Linked DNA regions of Homo sapiens: region 1 is linked to region 2. Evidence: read pairs that join two places in POLR2A ChIA-PET (ENCODE). Cell type or tissue: Panc1. All regions are shown on one strand. Each heading gives the region's core, and the rest is flanking DNA. Links, peaks and the distances in the headings are about the cores only.

Region 1 (6,021 bases), core at 887-4,886, 140 kb after region 2:
GACTGAATTAAACCTTCAGAATGTTTCCAGGAATATTAATCTAAATTTCATGTTTCAAATATCTTCAAGCAAATTTTCAGAGCTGTCATAGAATTATGAAGGTGCCTCAGGAGTACTTACTATATCCCTATGCAATTTCACGTGTCAGGATCTTGCAGGACTAGTGAAAATCTATCCAATTCTTAGAGACCTCCAAAGCAACTCATTACAATGTTTAATAATTCTCACTGTCAGAAAATATGTATTAATATATAATCATAATCTCTCTTTATCTGGTCCACACTTTTCTGTTCAATAGTCACTGGATAAGATAAATCATTACTATTGTTGATCCAATCATGTCACATAGGCCATTAAGTTATGGCTTTCCCTCCTTCCCTAAAATTAATAGCTCAATTCTATTAAGTTCTCCTTATGGTTCTTATTTTTGCTGCTCCTGTTATCTCTAGTTTTGCTTAGCCACAAGCCTAACTGTGTCTATGTCTTGAATATATGTTAGCTTTTTTTAAGCAAGTCAAGCACCATTTTTATAAAGCAGTAACATTAAAGTATCTGAAAAAATAATTTATGTAAAACAAAATATAAATATTTTTGTGTATTTTGTTATTCTAATATTACAGAGAAGAAACAGAGATGTAGTGGTGTGACTTATACCAACTCACGTAGTGGCAGTGTGGCACTCTATGACCTGTTGGCTCCAAGTAAAATATTATATACTGTGTTATCCTACATTTTCATGGAATTAAAAACCCACATGATAAGAAGCATGTTTTAGGGAACAAGATGATAAGTTTAATTTGGAGAGAGTGTGGGACTTCTAGGAAAGATCTCCAGTTGGTAGTTGGATACACCGGTTTGTATTCAAGGAGTAAAGCAGGCTGGAAGCTATATTTGAAAATATAACAAAGACTGGGTGTTGAGATCACCCTGCTTTGGGAAACCAGCAAATAGAACAGTATCTGAAGAATAGATAGAGTGAAAAAAAGCAGTCAAAATGTAGGAGAAGGTAAGGAAAGAAGATATTTCTAGAAGAGAGTTGTTAGCCATGAGCTGAGAAGTGGCTAATCTAAATAGATTAGAAGTGGTGAGGATGAGACGAGGCAAATCCTTTAATAAGTGTGCCAGGGAAAGGATGAGAAGGTGGGTCTCTAGAAAAAAGAAACATGGAAAAACTGGAAGAAATTTAACTATGGTTTTAATGCTGATATTAAGAAAGTGGAGAGAAAAAGAAATATATGGTTGGAATGGGGAATAATCAAGGAAATGAGGTCTTATGAAGAGGTACATCCAAAACACTGAAAATGGATTTGCTTTAAGAATGAGAACTTTCTCTTTCTTCTTGTTGGAGGTAAGGGTGAATATGACGATAGAGAGTGTTTTATTTAATTTCTAGCACTTTCTCTGTAAAGCAGATATTCGCAGAGTGATGAATATTGTGGTTGCCTAGTAAATTTGAAAGATAAGTTTTAGAATAGGTACAGCAGGTTAAAAAAAAAAAAGCAACTGAAGAAAGGGCTGCTAGAGATAGCAAGATGGACCCAGTTGAGATTGGAGGTCATAGATTTGTGGTGGTTATGCAGTGTGATTTTCTTTTCATCAGCACTCAGCAGACTGTGTATAGTTTAGGGAAAGAGAGATAATTGAAAGTATTTAGAGTTAGATTTTTGAAGAGCTAACAGAAATCAGAAAGGAGATAATTGGCAAGAGAGTGATTGAAGTGATATGATGCACATTCTCCACTGGGTAGCAAAGCAGGTAGAGGCAGGAAGATTTAATTATAAGAAAGAAAAGTACGAGTCAAGGCATTACAAATCTTGACTTTGTTGAAGTACAAGTGTAAAAAGAAATTTGTCTTTAATCAGAACTTTGACAACTATGGTTTATAAATAATTTTAATCTCCAAAAGCAACATCTGGTAAAAATACCCAGCTTTGCAGAATAAGTTTAGGATTTGGTGACATCAGCCTGAAGGCACAAACTGCCTGAGTCAAAAACATTAAGCATGCTGTTCATATTATACAAAATAATGTAGTCTTTGGCAAACTATTAAGTCATGTTTTTTTTAGAAACCCCAACATGATGTGATATATTCACTAGATTTTAGGGTTCACAAATGTAAGATGTAAAATATCTTTTAGATCGACTAACACAACAGTGGTTCTCAAACTCTTGTCTCCAGACCAGCAGTATCAGCACACCATAGGAATTTGTTAGAAAGGCAAATTCTCTGCCACCCACTCTTCTGCTGAATTAGAAACTCTTGGAGTGGGGGCTAGTGAACTGTGTTTTAATAAGCCCTCCAGGTGAATCTGATGCTCACTAAAGTGTGAGAGGCTCTACAGTACACTAATCTCAAGGTGCAAGTTGATTGGTCAAAAAGGTCAGCCTGGATTTTTCTCTAATAATTATGATTTTAACTTGTATTATCTGCCAAAATTTTTTCAAAAACTGTAATTTCAAACCAATATCTTACTAACAAGGACAGATTAGCCAGGATTAAGATTCAGTGAAAGTACAGCCCAAAATAAGAAGCACTCTACTGATCTGAATAAGGCTGTTAAAGTGGGGCAAAAAAACAAAACAAAACAAAACAAAAACACTTCAAATTTTGATAGAATCCTCTTGGTTTATATACCTTCCAGCATAGGTGACTTTATTTCTTCAGCTTTGCTGTTGAAAGGTGTGTTAGAAATAAATATTACAATCCATAAAAGAAAGAAACCAAGGGCTTTCACAGACAGTAGTAATGGCTACGTAATTTAAACAAAGTCCCAGGGCTAATGAAATGGCACTTGATGGGAGTTTCAGGGGCCCTCCATTCTGCCTTCAAAGTGAAGGTTGTAAGGAAATCCTAGGTACGTTGTTCATTACACTTTAGTTGATCTGGCAGCATTAGGGAAGGAGGAGGGGAAAGGAAAGAAAGAGAAAGGGAGAGAGGATATGGGAGTGTGGGAAAGAGTCTGAGATGGCTACTAGAGAAAGCAATTGACTGGTAGAGCTGTAAAGTTTCTACATGTGGAAAAAAAATCAAATCTTGATCCCTGGCATAAAGTCTCTATGAAGCTAAGTTACAGTTCAAGAAAATTCAGCAATATGGTTGTCATGGTATGACAAACAACATTATGTTTTCTTGTTGAATTATATCTTCTGCTTTTCCTTTCTTCAGCAACTATAGCTAAGGATCGTTAAGACAAAAATGAAGTATCCAACATAAAATGACTTTCCGGTATTCCCTGAAATAAGTTCCTTTGAATTGAGTTAGAATAACACGTAAATAAAAAATATTTTTCATAAGAGCTGACTGTTAATAATAAATCTCTCTCAGTAGATAACTCATTACATCCCACTAACCTGGAACTCAATAAACATGAATTAACAGATTCATAGGGAAAAGAAAACAAGATTAAAAAAAAGCTTTCAAGTCTATTATGACCCAATATTTTCTTTAACACATTTAATTTACAATAGAGTGTAGTAAAATTTTCAATGCTTACTTTAAACTTTCCATTATAGGAGTACTTTTTATTGCAATTTTTCAAATTAATTGCTAGTGGTTAAAAAATCTGACAAAATATACAGTAATTTATTTTTTACTCTCAAATTTAGAATGCCATTCTTGTGACATGGTGAATTAATCCATGAAGATACTGTAAATTCAGAAACCACTAATATTATGAGCAGATAATATTCAGAATTTAATTAGATAATTGATGTATAAACTACTGTGAACTATGAATATTGTAATGGCCTATGAACTGCAATAAAACTATTCTCAGTCATTTATACTCTATAGTATTTTAGATACTAAGCCACTGCATTTGCATTTCTGTAGCAAAGGATTTCGTTTTCTTGAAACATGTTATGGCCTGGCCTCATTAACTAAAAAATTAAAAAAAAATACAATTATAGAAAGTCTTCAGAGGTTCTAAAGTGCTATGAATTTTGGAGTGGTTAATGGCATGAGTGTTATTAGCTCAAATTAATCCTGTTGCTTTGGTAGGTTATTTGGAACTATTCATATTTTAATCTAAGAATTTTGTTGTAATTCCATTGGATTTCTTTAAGACTTTAGACCAAAAATAGTGTTGCATTCATAAATCATATGAAAGCAAAATACATATCTCTGTATTGTACTCTACATTAGCTAGTAAATTTCTAAAGTCTTTGCTTTTTTATGGGACCATTCTAGTTGAAAATAAAATAGGTAGTTATTCACAATGGGTATGTAGCTATATCTATAACATTTCCTCATGATTTTCCTGCTGTGGAAATTTGTACTTAACCTTTGAACTTAAGTTTTCTTTACATCATATTTACATATTACACTTTTTGAAATATGTGGACAAGTTGTTTCGTTTAACATACTCTACAATATAAACATCTTACTTTAGGAACCATACCATGTATTACAAGATCAACTTAAATCTGCTATTTTTACATGATTTCACAACACATTTTGTAGTAGTATATAGATGCCATATGATTTTAAGAGTTACACATACAGGAATTTCATTTGCTAAATGTGACATATTTCAACTTACATAAAATTACAAGATGATAGTATTTCAATACTCTCAGGCCAGAAAGTTTTGTCCCTGAAACAATTGGAAGCATTCCTTTAAAATACTTTCTTAAATTTTTCATTTTCTTGAATGAAAAAAAAGGAACAATGGAACTTAACAAAAATTTAATACTAATACGGATAAGTTAAACATAAAACTGCATTGTCATATTAATGGGTAAAGGTTTTTTGAAGTATGGTCAATTTATTGATTTGAGCATGTAAAACTGTTCCTGTTACTTAGGCAGCTTTCTTTTGTTACATCAAGAATGGTAATTTTATTGAGAAAGGCACAATAGAAGATGATTGATTGTCTGCTTTTGTCATGGAGATGAATTATTGCAGAATGCATGCATGAAAAAATAAAAGCATTGTTCTGTAAATTGGCCCTTGATGCTTTGTTCATTTGAGTTCATTGTTCATAGACTCTAGCATGAGCTAATACTAAATAGCATAGTAAATAAAAGCATTTTTTTTGCTAAAGCAAAATTACTTTCTTCACTAATGAAACTCAGCTTTATGAAATCACAGTGTCTGCCAGTGTGCTGCATTTAAAATGTATAATTTAATCTATGCCAAAAGCTGAGTAGTAACAGAAAGTTTGCATAGCTATTATCATTTTATTAAATTAGTAATAAGAGTGCATAATGAAAAATGAAAAACTTTTTATTTAAAACTTAATGGGAAAGCAGCGCACAAGCAATGCAAATTAAAAAGTGGTACATTTAATTTGAGACAGTTGAATAAAATCTATTAAGACAAATACAATTGTCAGTAACCATTGAATGACTTCAATAACTTTTTAATCAAAAAATTAGAATCATGACTATCAAATTTTCTAAGACTTATAAAACGATAAAATATTAGAATACAAAAACACATCTCATCAACTGTTATATCTCTAAAATAAGACATAAAATACTACTTTTAAATAGATGAATGTCATGCCAACTTAGTATTAGCTTCTTAGAGAAATTCTTTCTTTCTTTTTATTTGAGGCACGAATACCTGAATACCATCTAATGTAATTAATCTGTTGTTTTATTAAGTTTGGTCTTTGGATAGATTTTAATGTCAATGACAATCAGTCTCTCCAGCTATGCTACTTTTAACCTAGTTTTGTTTTTTCTTTTCTTTTCCAGTGCACTGTGATTTGCTGAGAGACAGAGCACTTCATTCTAGATACAGCTATCACCTGGTGTTTGCTAAATCACTGAAATTCTTGCAACAGCTGTTTGTTCCTGGGGAAACATTCACTTCATATTGCAGCAATAAACTGATCATTGCCAATTAAATGCCCATTAATTGTGTAAGCAAGGATTACTGCCAGATGTTTACATTAGAAAGAAAAATATCCTTTGCTATTTATTTTCCACTTATGGCCATCCCTTTACATGTAGACAATTATGTATATAAGTTTTTTATAATAAGCCACAAATTTCAATTCAGAAATTAATAAA
Region 2 (6,021 bases), core at 1,111-5,110:
AACAAATTCTGGAAAACACTTTTTTAAAAAAAGCCAAAGGGTTTGGTTTTAAATTGACACAACAAATGGCAACATACAAGTATGAGAGCCAGCAGAAAAAGAGTGAGGGAGTTAGAGCCTTAAAGCAAGGAAACGTGTCAAATCGGTTTAGTCAGAGACATTTAATTGTAATAAACTGCCTTGTCAAGGGACTCACAAAAAAATATTAGAAATAAACAAATATCATATGCTGTAGTCTCATTAAAGAATATAAAACGTAAAATGACCACCCCGTGCATCATTCCTATTAATTTATTTTATTACACATATTATAAACCTTAAATAATGCATAGAAATTATCATAATTTGAAAACAAAGTTTTAAGAATAAAATTGTGATCTCATTTTTGATTATATTTTAACAATATCTTCAAATTACTCACTAAATATATACATGATAGCAGTAATTGTGTTTCCATAAGACTAAAGAATAGCAAATTAATTCTACTTTTTTAGTTTTACAAAGTTGAGTGTTGCCCAAACTTAATGTTTTCCTGTGATGAATTTCAAGAGAAGAGCTAAAGTTTTTGATCCCTGGGTAACTTACAAATATCTACAGTCTTATCTCTGCCTGGTGAGTTATAGAAATTAATGGAACATAAGTGAATGATAAATTTCTCACTAAGAGTTAAGGAAAACGATGAAGAAAATAAGGGGGAAGTATATTATTCTAGAAAAAAATGTTTAAATCAACTATTTACTAATATAGCAACTATAATTAATACAGGTAGGTAAGTTCCTGAGTAGATTTATCTGCCCTTAGATTAAACAAATATGAAAATCCTGAGGCAAAATACAAGTGATATCTGTGTGGCCTAATCTTGAGCTATTTGCAATGGTTCAACTAAAAAGAAAACAAATGAAGCTAAAATAGTCACAGCTAATCCTGCTGTAGCACCACCTCTGTGACAAATGAAGAGCTGTGGCACTCCAGGAATTCTAACATTCAAAATCATTCTATCCAACTTAATCTTCAATCTGCATATGTGGTTTGGATTGCCTTGGTGACATTCCTGACCTACGTCACCTCTATCTTCAGGAAAAGTAGATTGTCTGTCAATAAATTTCACTTTGTCATTTAAATGAAGTCCTTTGGTCCTGATTTTCATTTGTCTTTACAAGGGAAGGAGAATAGGATTAGATCCATGTGACTTCTGATTTTGTCAAGCCAACAATTCTTAATCGGGGTGATTTTGCCACATCCTTTCCTCCTGGTAATATTTGGTAATGTATGGATAAATTTTTGCTTATCACAACCTGGAGAAGGGATGCTACTGACATGAAAAGGCAGAGGCCATGGATGCTGCTAAACATCCTACAACACATAGGACAGCCCCCTCACCCAAAAAAAGATTTATCCAGCTCAAAATTTCAACAGTGCTGAAGTTAAATATATATATATGTATATGTATATACACTGAGAGTCATCAAGTACTATTCTAGGTGATAACAACAGAGTGAACAAGACAGAGAAAGTCCTTATTCTCTTGTAACTTAAATTTTAATAAGAATATTGAAAATAAACAGAAACAAATACCTAATTTGGTTTTAGAAGAGGCAAGTGACATAAACATAGAGTAAATAAATAAAATGTAAATGGTGGAAGAGGTAGGAGCGGACATAGGAGCTAGAATATTATTTTTTGTAGAGACACACAACTGACCATGTGATTTCTTTCCCAACCATCCTTTCTCACTGACCTTACTTGCCTTTATACAATTACTTCAGTCATAATTTAAGCCATAAAAAAGTCTAAGGAAAAAAATAAAACAAAGACAGCAAAGAATAATATTCATTGAACTCATGCAGCTGTTGGCCTCTAGGCTATGATTTGGTAAATTTTGATCATATAATGCTTGATTTCACAAAGATTGAAAAATAATATTTTTTAATTTAAACAGTTACCTATGTAGATTAACATGTCTAGTTTTTCTTTAGAAGGTCTTGTTTGAACTTTTAAAGGTAAGTATTATGCAAAAAGTATATCATTGAATATAAAGAAAGAATAAAAACTGAAAAGAAATGTTATCTAAAAAACCTAGGATGAAACACAGTTAAGACAAGGGTGAGGAAAATATAGAAACACTCAGGGCAAAATGGTCCAATCCAGGTAATCATTGTTGATCAAAATCCACATAATAGAGATGGAGCCAGAAAACCTTTCATAAAGTAACTCAGCCTGCATTGTGATTTAGAAACAGGTAATTCATGAGATTAAGGTGCCCTTTATATATCATCAGGAAGCAGTCAACCTAAAATGTAATCAATGTAAGATAAGCTATAAATTTAGAAAAGTTATGAAAGTGTATTGAAAAAGAATGAATGAGGCTGTAAAGATGAGTTCAAGTGGACAATGGTCAGCAAGGAGTCTGCCCAGAGATGTGTTGAGGGGAAAGGATATGTCAGTGTTTCTCCCTCACTATGGAGACGTATCTCCTACCTCTCTGTGGAGTAGGGTATCAATTCACCCAGCAGATCCTTTACAAACTTTCCTCCAGCATTTACTAAAAAGAGAGGAAATAGCTCTTTTTGCACAATCCTGCCTGCACTGCACCTCTTTGTCTGGCTTGAAGCTTCCTACAAAAGAATTTGTGTGTGTGTTTTATCTAAAAATGCCTACTTGCATTTTGCATTCCTCTGCATATTCTATAACATAATTGTGTTTGTTTATATATAAATATGTTTAAATGTCTTAACAATTCCTGATAAAAATAAATATAATCTGGTAGTGAAATTGGCACTCTAAGGCAATGCACCATGTTTATCTCATGGTTTTGCCACATACTGATACATACTCTCAAAGTACTCTGGTTTGGAAATCCTACTTTAGGCTGCCAGCTGGAATAAAAATAGATATTCTCCTAGTGCCATATACACTGAGTAGGTTTTTCACTATTAAGTTTTTCAATTGCCTCAATTCTTGGAACAGGATCCCCTGACCACCGGACACCAATGTTTTATCACTACAGCAGGCTGATTACCAATACAAATCAGTAAATTGGCATTTTCATTTACACACCAATCTGAGAATACTTGTTTATATGAGTTGCACATTTGCCTGTATTAATGGTAACAATTTCAGTCTTTCAAGGCTCTGAAGTACCAGATGCTATACTCCACAGTTCTGATTTAAGAACACTATCTCATGCAGCTCATCTTAACAGGTTAATAGGTTGCATACGTCTTTGTTAGTTTCAACTTCATGTGGAAAAGGAAATCCAGTGAAAGATATAAGAAGAAAAGAAGGGAGTTACTGCATTTTCACCTCTTCCCGACAACCCTTACTTCATAACTTTACATTCTAAACTACTTCATTTCTTCCCTCATCCAAACAAAATTGTATTTATCTAATCTCAGCACCTCGTGCTAAATGTTGGAGAGTATAGTCTATAACCAAAAGATGTTAATAAAATATCAATCCTGTGTGTGAAAACCAAACGAATACATAAAACAATGTGTAATTATGGGTTTGTATCATGACTTTCAAGCTATAAAGTCACATTAAGTAAAGATCTAGGGGTAGTGTCTCAATTGCATTCCATGGACTCTCTCTGCTCTCCCTCGCTCCCTCTGTCTCACTTCTCTCAAGAGTAATCCATCCCTTTACCTCTGTTCACTCCCTAGTTTTCCTCTCACCTCACGCTCAGTCACAGTGATTTTGTTTCATCGTATGCTTGGTTCTCAGAATAGGCGGACATCCTTCAAGGCCTGAGGTTTTGTTGCTAGAGGAGAGAATAGGGCTCTGGATCCTATGGGTAGAGAAAAATAAAAAAAAGTCCTGTCTTTGTTACCTTTAACAAAGGTCTCTTTCTGGAATGGTTTTTAATGTTTGCATGTGCCAAGGAAGTGCAGGAATGGATTGGAAATTAGTAAGTATCCAATTACATACCTTCATAAGGTAGACTTCTAAAAATACTTATTTTTTGAGACCAGTCTGACCAACATGGAGAAACCCTGTCTCTACTAAAAAATACAAAATTAGCCAGGCATGGTGGTGAGTGCCTGTAATCCCAGCTACTCGGGAGGCTGAGGCAGGAGAATCCCTTGAACCGGGGAGGCGGAGGTTGCAGTGAGCCAAGATCGTGTCATTGCACTCCAGCATGGGCAACAAGAGTAAAACTCCATCTCAAAAAAAAAATTATTTGACTGATAACCTTAAAAAAAAAATGACAACTACAAAACCAAAAAGCAAACAATACAAAATCTGAGACAGGAGCACTAGAATTAGCCTGTATGAATACAGAGAAAATATCTGTTAATGTGCTTTATTTTTACTCCATCATCTGCAATGCATTTTAAGACTTACAGCCAGCAGCCATTTCAAGATGCAATACTTCTATTGCTAAAAAAAATTCCAGAACCAAGGCTGATTTTGTTTTATTTTAAATCAAGTAACTCAGTAGAAAGGTAGTTGATGAAAGCTTGTTTTCTGGCTAGAAGACGAATGGGGAAACTTCCAGTTTTATGATTTGCTGGCATCTCATCTTGAACCTCCCAGTAATGCACAGGTTGCTTATTTCACTGCCATTGGATACCTCACAACTGCCTGGAACTCAATATCAGCAACTCTGGTGACTAAACAGCATTCTATTTATCAAGATTAAAAACCAGAATAGTGGCTTAAAAATGAAGTATGGTTTGGAATCCATTCTAATAGAACACAGTATTCACTATATAGATATGTTTGGCTTTGTTGGAGCAACCAGAATTCAAGTATAATTTCCATGTTAGGAGTTTACCACATCTCAACTATAAATGAACATTATTCAATACAACATAAAGTCTTCCATTTACTTCACCAAATTGACTTCATTTATAATTACATTAGTGTCTTATTTGATAGCAAAAATATTTGATTATTTATATATAACTGATAGTGTGATAACACAAAAAAAGGAAAGATATGGACCTATAATGCATGCTTTATATAAGAAGGTCAAATTACACCAAGACAAAAGATCATTTAAGTCAATCATCTTCTTCACTGATGAGCATTAGATTCTTATGCCCTGTAAGCAGATCATCTCTTGATAACTCATCAATAGCTAACCACATGGCTGTTTATCCCAGAAAGTCTTGCTTTCATGTTTTCTATTATTTGTAGATACTTTTCTTAATTACTTGCATCTAGGAGGCATTGAAAAAACTATTAATAGCATATACTTCAATTGATCATTTTGTTTTCACTTCAGTGGTTTTTTATTTCATTGGCATAAAATCTATAAAACTCTTTTGACATACAAATACTTAATCAACTTTCAAGGGGGAAAGTGTGAGGAAAAAGAGACCACCCTGCCTATTCTCACCACTGAGGAGGCCATGAGCAAAGGTTTCTCAGGAGCCCTCAGAACTACTGAGTCAGGTCTTTAAAACGGATCATTCTACAGCTATGCAAGAGCCCCAAACAGGAGCTCCTCATTTCTTATTGGTTAATTTACAATGAATTCTAAAGACATAGGGTACATATATATCATGTATTAATTAGTTAACATATTAAAGTTAAAAAACAGCCCAAACCAAGTTTTGATATCTTACCTTTGCTGGTCTCCATTAGAATATGATGTCACTTATTTCTCCCTTTTAAAATGTGTCCTTCTCCCTACCTCTTCCCTTCCTTCTCTCTATACAAATATGTATTTATGTCTGAATTTCCTTATATGATCACATTTTTTTCTTAAGAGCTTTTGAAGACAATGCAGGTGATCTAGTGAAACTATGCCTTTTTATATTCTAAAATGTTAATGATAATAAAGTAAAATAATTATACTACATAATGGAAAATAAAAATTTGTCTAAGTATATCTAAACTTCAGAAAATAAAACAGCACCTGAAAATTGAAATATCATTGTTAGTTTTCCATAGTCATTTTAAAATAAATTTATAATTTACACTGCTACTTAAAGGTATTACTCTTTTTAAATAAAATTTTATCCTAAATGTAACCAGTAGCTATAGTTTCTGAAAAAAATTTAAAAATAGAAT

The links. ChIA-PET counts read pairs that join two places held together with the same protein. Peaks named below come from ENCODE experiments on the same cell type or tissue, not always from the same donor. Only the 100,000 strongest peaks of a DNase experiment are listed, where the experiment ranks them.
Region 1: POLR2A ChIA-PET joins it to region 2 with 5 read pairs; 2 of 35 experiments call an interaction of 5 or more read pairs at or near these places.

The regions. Positions count from the first base shown.
Region 1 is chr5:91,977,548-91,983,568 of GRCh38, reverse strand. No RefSeq gene overlaps it. Among named protein-coding and RNA genes, the nearest start is that of ARRDC3, 600 kb to the right of the region's middle. In Panc1, for the core only: no CTCF peak of the experiment used is centred there; no DNase peak of the experiment used is centred there; H3K27ac peaks cover 295 bases.
Region 2 is chr5:92,114,289-92,120,309 of GRCh38, reverse strand. No RefSeq gene overlaps it. Among named protein-coding and RNA genes, the nearest start is that of ARRDC3, 730 kb to the right of the region's middle. In Panc1, for the core only: no CTCF peak of the experiment used is centred there; a DNase peak (open chromatin) is centred at 3,157.